Linked DNA regions of Homo sapiens: region 1 is linked to region 2. A link is a contact called in ENCODE Hi-C or POLR2A ChIA-PET data. All regions are on one chromosome and are shown on one strand. Each heading gives the region's core, a stretch centred on a gene start or an enhancer-like site at or near the end of the contact. The rest is flanking DNA. Distances are from core to core; before and after follow the strand shown. Region 1 holds the start of CCNJL (cyclin J like). Region 2 overlaps TTC1 (tetratricopeptide repeat domain 1).

Region 1 (5,432 bases), core at 122-2,621, 290 kb before region 2:
TTGGCCTCCCAAAGTGTTGGGATTACAGGCGTGAGCCACCGCGCCCCGCCATCCCCCCATTTTTAAAATATAAATTTCTTAGCTTTTCTCGCAGATATTCTCCCATTTGAAGGTTAGAAAACATGTTAAGTGCCCCCTCCTCCAATCTACCCACAACCATTAAAATTTTATTAAATAGAGTAATTTGGGTTAAGTTGGTGTTTGTGCCTCTATTCCTTCAAGCCTTCTTTATTATGTTTCAACCTTTGTAATGTCTTCATTAAGAGCCTGCACATTTATTCAGTTTATTTTTAGGTATCTTACACTTTTAAAATGGTTCGTTTGTTTTACATTAAAACTGCTCTTCAAGGTCCAATTGAAGCTTATCAAAGCTGATTTAATTTTTTTTTCCCAGGTGTGTCTTTATGTGCAGGAAAGCAGTCAGAAACTAAAGGCTCTTCAGTCACAGTTGTTTACTGAGTGTTCACTTAATACCTGGTGTAGTGATTATCCCTTTACACGCATTATCTCCTTTAATTTTCAGCAGGTTGGTTTAACTTTTATTTCCATTTTACACACGAGGCTCTGAGTTTGAGGAACTTGACAAAAATCACCCAGTTGGTAAGTGGATTTGATTCCAAATTTGTGAATCTCCAAAACTATCACAAAAATCAATCAGCCAAGAAGGATAGCCCAATGCTATGCCATCAGATGGGCTGACTCAAAAGGATGACTTTCCAAAAGCAAGCAATTGAATTAAAAAGACAATGTTTTCCATCCACCGGACCCGGCAAAAAAAGACTGGTTTTCCTCCAATGTGAGGCATAGTTCATATTCTGCAGGAGCACAATAATACCAGTGACTTAGGCTCCTTTAGAATTAGGGACTCGTGGGTGAACAAGGGTGGTTTTTCTGCAGCTTTCACTGGAATTGTCCGTTTGGAAATCTACCTCCCCATGGCAGGGCGGGTTTCAAAGAAGAGGAGAACAAACAAAAAACAAAAACAGGAAAAAAAAAAAAAGAGAGAGAGAAAGAAAAACAGGTGGAACCGACGTAAGGATGGCTAGAGCAGTGCGCGCGGAAGGCAGAACTTTCTGGGGGCGTCCTGTCCGCACGTTTCACGCGTGGTGCGCGCAGGTGGCGCCGCGGTCCCTTTGCTCCCTGCGCAAGCCGGAGGGGTGCCCAGAAGGCTACCACTAGCCTCAGCGAAGGTGAGAGAGAAGCTTTCCGCCGAAGCGAGGGAGGAGGGCGGGCAGGAAGCGGAGCCAGAGCTGGCAAAGAAAGGCTCCAATTCCCAGCCCCCCGCCCCGCGGGGCGCGGGGGCGCCGGCAGCGCATGCGCGAGGCCCGGCCCCCAATTCCCCCAGCGAGGGAGGGAGGCCCCCGGCGGCCGGGAGCCTGCGAGCCGCGGCGGGACCCGAGCGCACGCAGGGGCGCGGCGACGGCGGGGGCTAGTCGGGCTGCGGAGGCGGCCGTCGGGAGTGCGGAGCGCCTCGGACGAGGGTCCAACCGCCGGCAGGCACCAGAGGGCACGGCTGGCTCGGCACTGGGAGGGGCCCGGCGCTCGCAGCCCCCCACGCCCAGAGAGGATGCGTGAGTTTCGCCCCGGCTCGAGGGCAGGATGTGGGAGCAGGACAAAGGCTGGGCGGCGGGGGAGGAGTTGGGGACGGCGAGCCTGTGGCCGCCGCCAGAGCCCCAGCCTCGAGCGAGCTAGCGGAGTTGACAACTTTCTCTGCAACTTTTGCAAAAGGGAAGATAAAAATTCTGCAAGTTGTTGCACAGCTCCATATCGCCCCGTGTCCGGCGAGCAGAGGGGAGGGGGCACCGCAGCCTTCCGCGGACCAGAGGCGACCTCCAGCTCCTCTGAGCGGCGCAGGAGGGGGCGCCCGCCGGGGCCCGGGGCCAGGGGCGAGAGAGGATAGGGACACCGGGGGTCGGAGCCCGGGGTACGCTCTGGCCGCTGAAGTTGCCCGTGTCCACGCAGGGTGCGCCCTGAGAGCCGGGTAGCCTCGGATAGCGGCGCTGCGTACGCGATGATGGATGAGCCGTGGTGGGAAGGGCGCGTCGCCTCGGACGTCCACTGCACCCTGCGCGAGAAGGTCAGTCCCTCCCTGCCCTTGTCACTCTCAAGACTGGGTACAGTCTCCTTCGGTCTCGACTTCGTGTTCTCAGGTCGCCTGCGTGGGAACTCAGAACTCCCGGGTGCCTTTTTTTCCTCTTACCCTTTACCTTCTCCCGGAGTGTCTGAGCGGAATTGGGGGGCGGGGGTTAGAGACTGGAGATGGGAGAGATTGAAGTTGGTTTTTCTGATAAGGAGCTCAGAACTCTGGGCCAACTAGTCAGAGACAGCCACTGTACCTCTAAGGCAGTGTTTCCTATAGTATTGCCACCCTAGGTTATTTTAAACCGTACGTGAAGGGGTCTTTAAAAAATATTGTGTATTCATTCTAATGTGTAATTTAAGAATGTGTATGTATCTAGCAAGCTCTGCGTTTGCGATTTTCCATTTATTGTAATAATGATGTCGCAGTTTATTTTAAAACAAATTTAAGTAAAAGTAGTAACTCTATATAAAGATAAGTGGTAGTACAGGGAATACATGGTTATGGCCAAATACGTGTATCTATGTGTATATCTAGAATGGGACCGAATGAAATTTAAGGAACACCTGTATAATTGAAAGAGGCTACAAAACAGGGAGGCTGAGGGAAGAAAACAAAAACTCCCCTGCCGGTTTGCCTCCTGTGGCAGAAGGTGGGTGGGAGCAGCTGAAATGTGATCCCTGCACACCCCTCCCCTCAAGGAGAGAAGGGCTGAGGGGCATTGGGAAGGTGGAAGAGTCCAGGTGGGCTGGAGGCATGGCCTGTGTGTCTTGCCTCCAGTCCCTGGGCTGAGATTGGCAAGGGGTGGCTTGGGGAACAGGTGTGAAGTAGTGAATGGATTGGTTTCCTAGGGCTGCCATTACAAAGGACCACACAAACTGGAGGGCTTAAAGCAACAGAAATTTATTTCAGCTCTGGAAGCTGAAGATCCCAGATCAAGGTGTTAGCAGGGCCATGACTCTCAAAAGGCTCTAGAGAAGGATCTTTCCTTCTTCCTTCTTAAATTTGCTGGTGCTTGGTCATCCTTGGCATTCCTCGGCTTGTAGGTACATCATTCCAGTCTCTGCCTCCACTGTCACATGGTGCTATCTGTCTGTCTGTTTTCTCTTCTTACAAGGATACCCGATCATTGGAGTAGAACCCACCCTAATCCAATGTGATGTCATCATAATTTAATTACATCTGAAAAGACTCCATTTCCAAGTAAGGTCACATTCTGAAGTTCCAGATTAACATGACATTTGGGGGGACACTACTGCGCCCAATACAGGGAGGAAAAGGTCTTCCTAGTGCAGTACCTGAGCCCCCACACAGGTTTCACAGTCAGTGCATTTGCTCCGAGTGTCTGGAGGAGTTCTGCTTAAAGGGTCACCAGCTACTCAGTGTTTTTACCTCATTGAGTAGCTGTCTTCCTGTCCAATTAATGCCTTTTTCTTTTCTTTCTGTACCTGCTGACCTGTCTTTGTCCTGCGTTGCTTGGCAAGGCTGTGGCTTTCATCTGTTCCCTTGGTCTTCTTCCCAGAACAGAGTGGCCAACGTGTGGCACATTCTAGGCATCTGGACAAGAAGAAATCCAGGTCTTGTTGGTTCAGTTGAAAAGCAAGGAAAGTGGTAGGGGTATGGTCCTGGCCCTTTTCTGGAGGAGGTGGCTGAATGGAGCTAGTGAGGACTGCCGTGGAAATTGGGCTTCCTTGTTTATCATAGACTCAAGTGGTTGTCATTTCTGCTCATAGCTTAGGAGGAACGACTTCTACCTGATTTGCCCCTTTCTAGAGGGAAGGATTTCTAAGAGCAATAAATGCCATTTGTTTAGTTACCTGAGAATGCCCAACCTTTTATACATAAGGGAGGATGTCCTAAATGTTCCTTCGGCTGCTCAAAGAAGCAAGAAAGGCTCCATGAACTGCTATAGCCATGTCATAGTGCCGTATGAGTTTACTATTGGGCTGCCCACCTCGGAGAGACGATGAGTTTGTCCCAGTTTTGCAGGTTAGAAATAGAAAGCTCACCCAAGGACTGATGGCCAAGGTCAACCTTGACTTAAAGCTGGCCTTATTAGGACAAATCCCAAGTTCCTTTGGTTATAATGTCCCACCTCCTCAAAATACTGCTATTGTTCTCCTTTACTTTATTTCCTCTCCCACTTCAAAGAAGAAAATGCTTCTTCAAAAATTTGGCTTCATGGAGTTTGGCAAGAAGAGTGAAGAATAGGGGAACTTAGTAGCCATACTAGCCTCGCCTTTCTTGAGGAATGAGGGCTGGCATTTTGTTTTTCTCAGACAGGGTAATTGTTTTTCTCAAATGTCTACTCTGATAATATGTTTCTAACACTGTAGAACAACTTTACAAGAGCGTGGCACACAGTAGACACTCTTAGTTGAATGTTGCCTGATGAATACAAAGCATGTTTACATATGTGCTGTGTAACTGTTTCCATACAACCACAAGCAATTATCCTCACCTGACCGACACAGGAGGCGAAGTTGAGATCACTGAGACGTTGGGAGCCCCAGTTTGTCAAATATGAGATTCCAGTCTGGCATCATACTACAGGGTATCAAAAACTTGACACCATGGAAACAAGTCTTGGTACTGCATGCACGCTAGTGATGGAAGTGAAACCCTGATCTGCTCATTTAACCTCTCTAAATCTGGCCCCTATCATCCATTCTTCCCAGAATAGCCAGAATTTAGATTGTGTCATTCTCTGCTTAAAGACCTCCAATGTCATCTCACTGCACTTAAAATTCCCAGTCCTTACCACTGCGTGGAATACCCAGCATAGCCTGGCTCTGGCCTGCTCTCTGACCTTGTCTCTTACCCCTTCCCTACCCTCCATGCCATTGCTCTTAAGCCACACTGACCTCCTTTCTGTTCCTGGAACAAGTCAAGCTTGTTCATGTCTCAGGGTCTTTGCACTGGCTCTTTCCTCTATTTGGATTCTGTGTTTCTCAGACTCTCACATGGTTGCTTGTCTCCCTTAATCTATTGCTGCCTCTCCATGTCACTCTATTAAATCACCTTGCTTTTTCTTTGTAGCATTTACCAGGATCTGAAGTGTTTTTCTGTTTTTTGTTTGTTTGGTTGGTTGGTTTCTTTGAGACGGAGTCTCACTCTGTCGCACAGGCTAGAGTGCAGTGGCACTATCAGCTCAGTGCAACCTCCGCCTCCCGGGTTCACACCATTCTCCTGCCTCAGCCTCCTGAGTAGCTGGGATTACAGGCATGTGCCACCACACCCAGCTAATTTTCGTATTTTTAGTAGAGACGGGGTTTCACCTGTTGGTCAGGCTGGTCTCGAAGAACCCCTGACCTCGTTATCCGTCAGCCTCGGCCTCCCAAAGTCCTGGGAT
Region 2 (5,831 bases), core at 167-2,666:
TATACTATATTAGATGCCTGATTCCATGGCTGTGTAACTCATTCAATGAGCTAAAACTCATAATACTTATTATGTGCCAAACATTGTGCTAAGAGCTTCAAATGGATTGATTCACTTTCTTAAAATATTAGAAGTAGCTTGAATATAATTTTTTAATTGACAACAAAAAAACCACCCTCCAAAAAACCCAAAAATCCAAGCTAGAGAACTTCAACTGATATAATTTAAAATCCTGGGTAGCATGGCAAAATGTTAGAAAGTGCTTCTCTAGTCCCTTATAAATAAACCACTCTTCAGCAGACTACAATGCAGTGGCTGAGTAGGGTATTTCTTTTACTTTAGGTCAGTGAATACAACATAAACACACTTGACTTTGAGCTTATAAGTGTATACCCCATCTATCATTATTAAATAGTTAAAAACTTGCATGAAATACATTTAAAAAATAATCTCATATTTAAATAATCCTATGGTAAGCATGTGCTCAACAGACAAACAGGGGGAAAACCAAGACTCTCACTCCGGCAAGCTTATGTCCATATTATAAATCTATCAGCAGCTCTCTGCTGCCCTCTGCAGTTTTGTGAAGTAATTGCTACAAAATAAAACGGCATACACTTTATGCCAAGCACAGTACCCAGGGATCACAGTACCCAGAGATCAATAGCTGGAGTAAAAGAGAGCGTAAAGAGAGGTACATACTTGCTCAACTGCTGGAAAGTGGAGGCACATGCAACAAAACTTTCTGCTTTAGTCTTATCTAGGTGGGACAAGAAAACTACACTTGGAATGCAAATACTGGAAGGGCTAGGGACATCAGTTCTATAATTATTTTGAAGGGAATTCCTTATCATTAAAAAAATAAGCTTTTGGTTTTGTCTTCTTTGAAATCAGATATCACTTGCTTTACATACATAAAGACATATCTGTTCTTTCCACAAGTCACCTTTACAGGTCCTCTAGGGAGGCATGAGGGAGGATCTTTGGATCTAAGCCACAGTTAGAACCTGCCTCTCAGTAGGTGTTATCCTTCTGAGGAAAAAAATGACTGATCTATGAGGAATTAATCTTGGAAATAGTCCCTTGTTTCTTAAATCAGAAAATTCTATTTCCCAAAACTCAATCTTTAACAGAAATAAATTTTCTATGTCAGGACTGCTTAAATTCGGCCCAACAAGTTGTTTTTAGACCTTGATCAACGGATGTAGGTAAAAGAAAACCTCCTATTCAGTTCTTCCGATGTTGGATGCAGTCAATGTACGGGTTAGGTCAATACTTCTTGTTTTGGAAGCTTAGTCATCTGTGTCCATCTGGATCTGTTTCCCATGGTGTGGCCACAGTTCTTCCTATATCAAAATTACCTGGGAGGCTTGCTAACAAAACAGATGCCTGGTTGTTGCCTCACAGGTGTGTGGTGTCAGACACTTCTCAGGCTGTGCATGGTTAATACATTTCCTGTGATGCTTAGACACAATAAAGTCTGGAAACCACTGATCTACACAAAGTGACCTTTCTTAATAAACACAGGAAATACTGAACGTCATTTTAACTTTTCTGCCAGCAAATAATGTAAACACACCTCACTAACTTCCAAATGTTTTAGAGCAGCGGTCCCTACCCTTTTTGGCACCAGGGACTGCTCTTGTGGGGAACTATTTTTCCACGGACTAGGGTCTTGGGGAAGGGGGTGTTCATAATGATTCAAGCACATTACATTTATTGTGTACTTTATAATTATTAAACTGTAATATATAATCAAATAGTTATACAATTCACCATAATGTAGAATCAGTGGGAGCCCTAAGCTTGTTTTCCTGCAACTAGACGGTCCTACCTGGGGGTGATGAGAGACAGTGATAGACTATCAGGCATTAGATTCTTGTAAGGAGCAGGCAACACAGATCCCTTGCATGTGCAATTCACAACAGGGTTCACAAGCCTACGAGAATCTAATGCTACCATGGATATGACATGAGGTGGAGCTCAGACAGTAATGCAAGCGATGGGAAGTGGCTGTAAATACAGATGAAGCTTCGCTCACTAGCCTGCTGCTCACTTCCTGCTGTGTGGCTGGGTTCCTTACAGGCCACAGACTGGTATCAGTACATGGCCGGGGGTTGACGACCCCTGTTTTAGAGCAAGCAACCCTTATTTCCACTGGTTTAAACTTAGCATCAGGCCAGGCAGGGTGGTTCATTCCTGTAATCCCAGCACTTTGGGAGGCCAAGTGAAAGGGCCTCTACAAAAATAAAAATAAACAAACTTGGGATCAGAAATCTAAGCTCCTTCTAGGATTTGATTTAATCGTTTGTAGACAGCATTAAGTTCAACAGTGGTAACTCTAAGAAGTTGGTAAAACTGACCACCTTAGTTCCAAAGGATGCCTATTAGAAATGAAAGAAAAGGAGGCTGGGGCGGGCGGATCACTTGAGGTCAGGAGTTCGAGACCAGCCTGGCCAACATGGTGAAACTCCGTCTCTACTAAAAATACAAAAATTAGCTGGGTGTGGTGGTGGGCACCTGTAATCCCAGCTACTTGGGAGGCTGAGGCAGGAGAATCACTTGAACCTGGGAGGCAGAGGTTGCAGTGAACCAAGATCATGCCACTGTACTCCAGTCTGGGCGACAGGGCAAGACTCTGTCTCAAAATAAACAAACAGAAAACAACAACAACAAAAAGAAAACAAGAAATGAAAGAAAAGGGAGGCAGGAGGCAGGGCACAGTGGCTCATGCCTATAATCCCAGAACTTTGGGAGGCCGAGGTGGGTGGATCATGATGTGAGTTCGAGACCAGCCTGGCCAATATGGTGAAACCCAGTCTCTAGTAAAAATACAAAAATTAGCTGGGTGTGGTGGCACACGCCTGTAGCCCCAGCTACTCGGGAGGCAGAGAGAGAATCGCTTGAATCCGGGAGGCGGAGGTTGCAGTGAGCAGAGATCGCACCGCTGCACTCCAGCTTGGGCAACAGAGAGGGAATATCCATCTCAAAAAAAAAAAAAAAAAAAAAAAGAATGAAAGAAAAGGGAAACAACAAAATCAGAAAGGTTGCTCATGACGTTAACAGGACTATGCAGGCCACTATGGAAGAAGTTACTGAGAACTTTTTGGAAGCAATCGAGAGTATTCCCTGCAAACACATCCACAGCCACAACATTAATTAGATTATGAAAATGGTGCAATAGGGTGGCAGAAACATGGAAATCCAAAAGATTAAGTAATGTGGAATTTAGGAAAAATGACAGAGGGAAGAGACTGAAATATAACATCTGTTCTAAACTGAAACTTCTAAGCTTTGATAATGGTTCCTAAAGAGAAAATGACCTTAAAGAATAATCCTTAAAACTTTCAGAGCCTAATGTTTTAAAATCCCAGATACCAGGCATTCTGAATCCATGTTCACCAAGCAACAGACTTTTGGATCCCTTATGTGTACATGTAAATGAATACCATTTGCAAACCACTAGTGAAAGGGAGCAAACCCATTGAAATGACTAAATCTGCATTTTGGCTTACAAATAAAAAATGTTTGTTTGCAGGAAAGAATTAAATCACCAGAACCTGGATAAGTTCAAAGTTCCTTCATCTTCTTCATATTAATAAAGGCCACACCATCCATCCAGTAGCTGAAGACAAGGAATCATTCTAACGTCTCACTCCATCCCGCCAATCGAATCCACTGCAATGTGTGGTCTGCTTTACCTCTGAAATATATCCCAAAATCATACACTTCTCTTCAGATCCACAGTTCAAGCTACTATCATCTTCACTGGGCTACTGCATTAGAGCCTAATTGGGCTCAAATGTTCTATTCATGTCCCTCCTCCATCCTCATACCCCTCCATTCTCTGTATAAGAACTGAATTCTCTTATTAAAATGTAAATAACTTCCGTCTCTCCCTGGCTTAAAATTATCCATCTGTTTCCTTCTGCACTTGGAAAAAACTTCAAGTTCTTTACTACGGCTTAGGAACTATTCCATAATCAGACCCTTGCCTACTATCAGCCCACTCTCTTCCTTAATCATCATGCTTCAGCCATCGGCTCTTCCATTCCTTGAACATGCCAAAACACCAAACTTGTTGTTACTTTAGGGCTTTATTCAACTGCTCTCTTTGTCTGCAATGCTTCCCTCTCAGACGGTCACACATTTGGCTGCTCCCAGTGCCACCCTCCCCTAAGTCTCTGTTGAGAGGCCACCTCTCCAGAGAGGCTTTCCTGACCAGCCAATCTAAAGCAGTCCTCTCCACCTGTCTTAGTCAGGTTGCTATAACAAAATAACAGACTCAGTAATTTATAAATAATAGAAATTTATTTTGCACAGCTCTAGGGGCTGGAAATTCCAAGATCAAGGCACCAGCAGATTTCGCGTCTGGTAAGGGGCTTGTTCTTTGCTTCAATATGGTGCCTTCTTTCTGCATCCTCACTTTGTGGAAGGGGAGTAGAAGGGCCCAACAGGTTCCCTCAAGTCTTTTATTGGTATACTTTATAAGGATACTAATTCTTCTAATCACCTTCTAAAGGCTCCACCTCTTAATACTACACATTGAGGATTAAGTTCAACATGAATTTTGGAGGAAAACATTCAAACCATAGCACCATCCTTCCAACCCAACCCATCCTTCATGTTAACATTTTGTCCTAATTCTCCAATGAGAGAACAGAAACCCTGTCTTGTTCACCACTGTATCCCTCAGGGCCTCAAACAATGTCTAGTGGGTGGAAGAAATGTAAATATTACTTGAATAAATGTGAGAAAAAAATTTCTGTAACTTATAAGGCCAATTATTGGCTCTCATGGGGGAGAAAAAGATGCTATTCATTCAACAGCTATTTAATGAAGGAAGATTGTGCAAAACCTGTGACAGTGGTCCTCAAGCCTCAGCATGTGCATATGAATTACCTAGGAAATTTACACATGAGACCTAAGAAACTGCACTGTGACAAGCAGTCCATAAAAGGCGATTTTCTTATGGAATCAATACTAGCATTCTGCAGTATGTGCCATAGGTCCTAATACTATAAACACTTGCTATGGTCTGAATGTGTCCCTCCAAAATTCATGTTGAAATAATCCCCATTGTGTTGGTATTAAGAGGTGCGTCCTTTTGGGATGTGATTAAGTCATAAGGGTTCCAACCTCATGAATGGATTAGTGTCCTAATAAAAGAGGTTGAAGGGAGCTGCCCTGCCCCTGCTGCCATGTAGGGACACAAATGGTGCCATCTGTAAGGAAGAGGCCCTCACCAGACACTAAAATTGCTGGCACCTTGATCTTGGACTTCTCAGCCTCCAGAATTATGAGCAATAAATTTCTATTATTTATAAGTTATCCAGTCTAAGGTATTTTGTTATAGCAGCTCCAACACACTAAGATAGAATTTTTGTATCATAATGTTATTATTGCAATTCTCTTCTGCTGCTACATTTGTCCTTCACCTTAGCCAAGCCTCTCAGAACCAGTTATTTGCTTCACATACCTAGTACATCTCAAATGTTAGCTAAAATTCCATTCCTGTGGGTAGTTATATCTACATTTAAGCTTTCACAAATAGTTAAGATTTACTGCTGAAATAAACACACGAATACACTATACTCTCTGAGAGCTTTTCCTGTTTTTACCAAATCTTAACTGCTTTCCTCCTCAATTATTCTTGATTTATGAGTCCTGCTGAGAAGTGACACTACACTTGAGCGTGAATTATCTTCCCAGCCACAGGACAAGTGAAGTTAGCTTGATTAACAGACTTTGGCTACTATTATTTGGTTGTGTCCAACAAGAAACCTTTAATACTACATAGACCCTGTACGGAATAGCACTTCTTTCCCAAA

The links. A loop is a pair of places that touch in the nucleus more often than their neighbours do. ChIA-PET counts read pairs that join two places held with the same protein, here RNA polymerase II (POLR2A). Pooled maps may share reads with other maps.
Region 1: a loop to region 2 is called in a pooled map, with 2.2 times the contacts of the local background. The contact joins the promoter of CCNJL here to the enhancer-like site in region 2. A Hi-C loop is called at or near these places in 3 of 50 pooled maps. POLR2A ChIA-PET finds 5 or more read pairs at or near these places in 4 of 52 experiments (AG04450, PC-9, Panc1 and 1 more).

What each region holds. Positions count from the first base shown.
Region 1 is chr5:160,308,503-160,313,934 of GRCh38, reverse strand. It overlaps CCNJL (cyclin J like), which reads left to right and starts at 1,371. Exons shown (of 6, transcript NM_001308173.3): 1 at 1,371-1,571; 2 at 1,963-2,077. The coding sequence starts at 2,012. RefSeq lists silencers at 1,153-1,212, 1,323-1,442.
Region 2 is chr5:160,016,761-160,022,591 of GRCh38, reverse strand. All of the region lies in intron 2 of TTC1 (tetratricopeptide repeat domain 1), which reads right to left. LOC124901124 (a long non-coding RNA gene) reads right to left here. Exons shown (of 2, transcript XR_007059025.1): 1 at 3,561-5,831. Among named protein-coding and RNA genes, the nearest start is that of TTC1, 11 kb to the right of the region's middle. Within about 2 kb of position 1,416, at least 3 of the 41 ENCODE cell types and tissues checked have a DNase peak (open chromatin) inside an H3K27ac peak, as active enhancers do.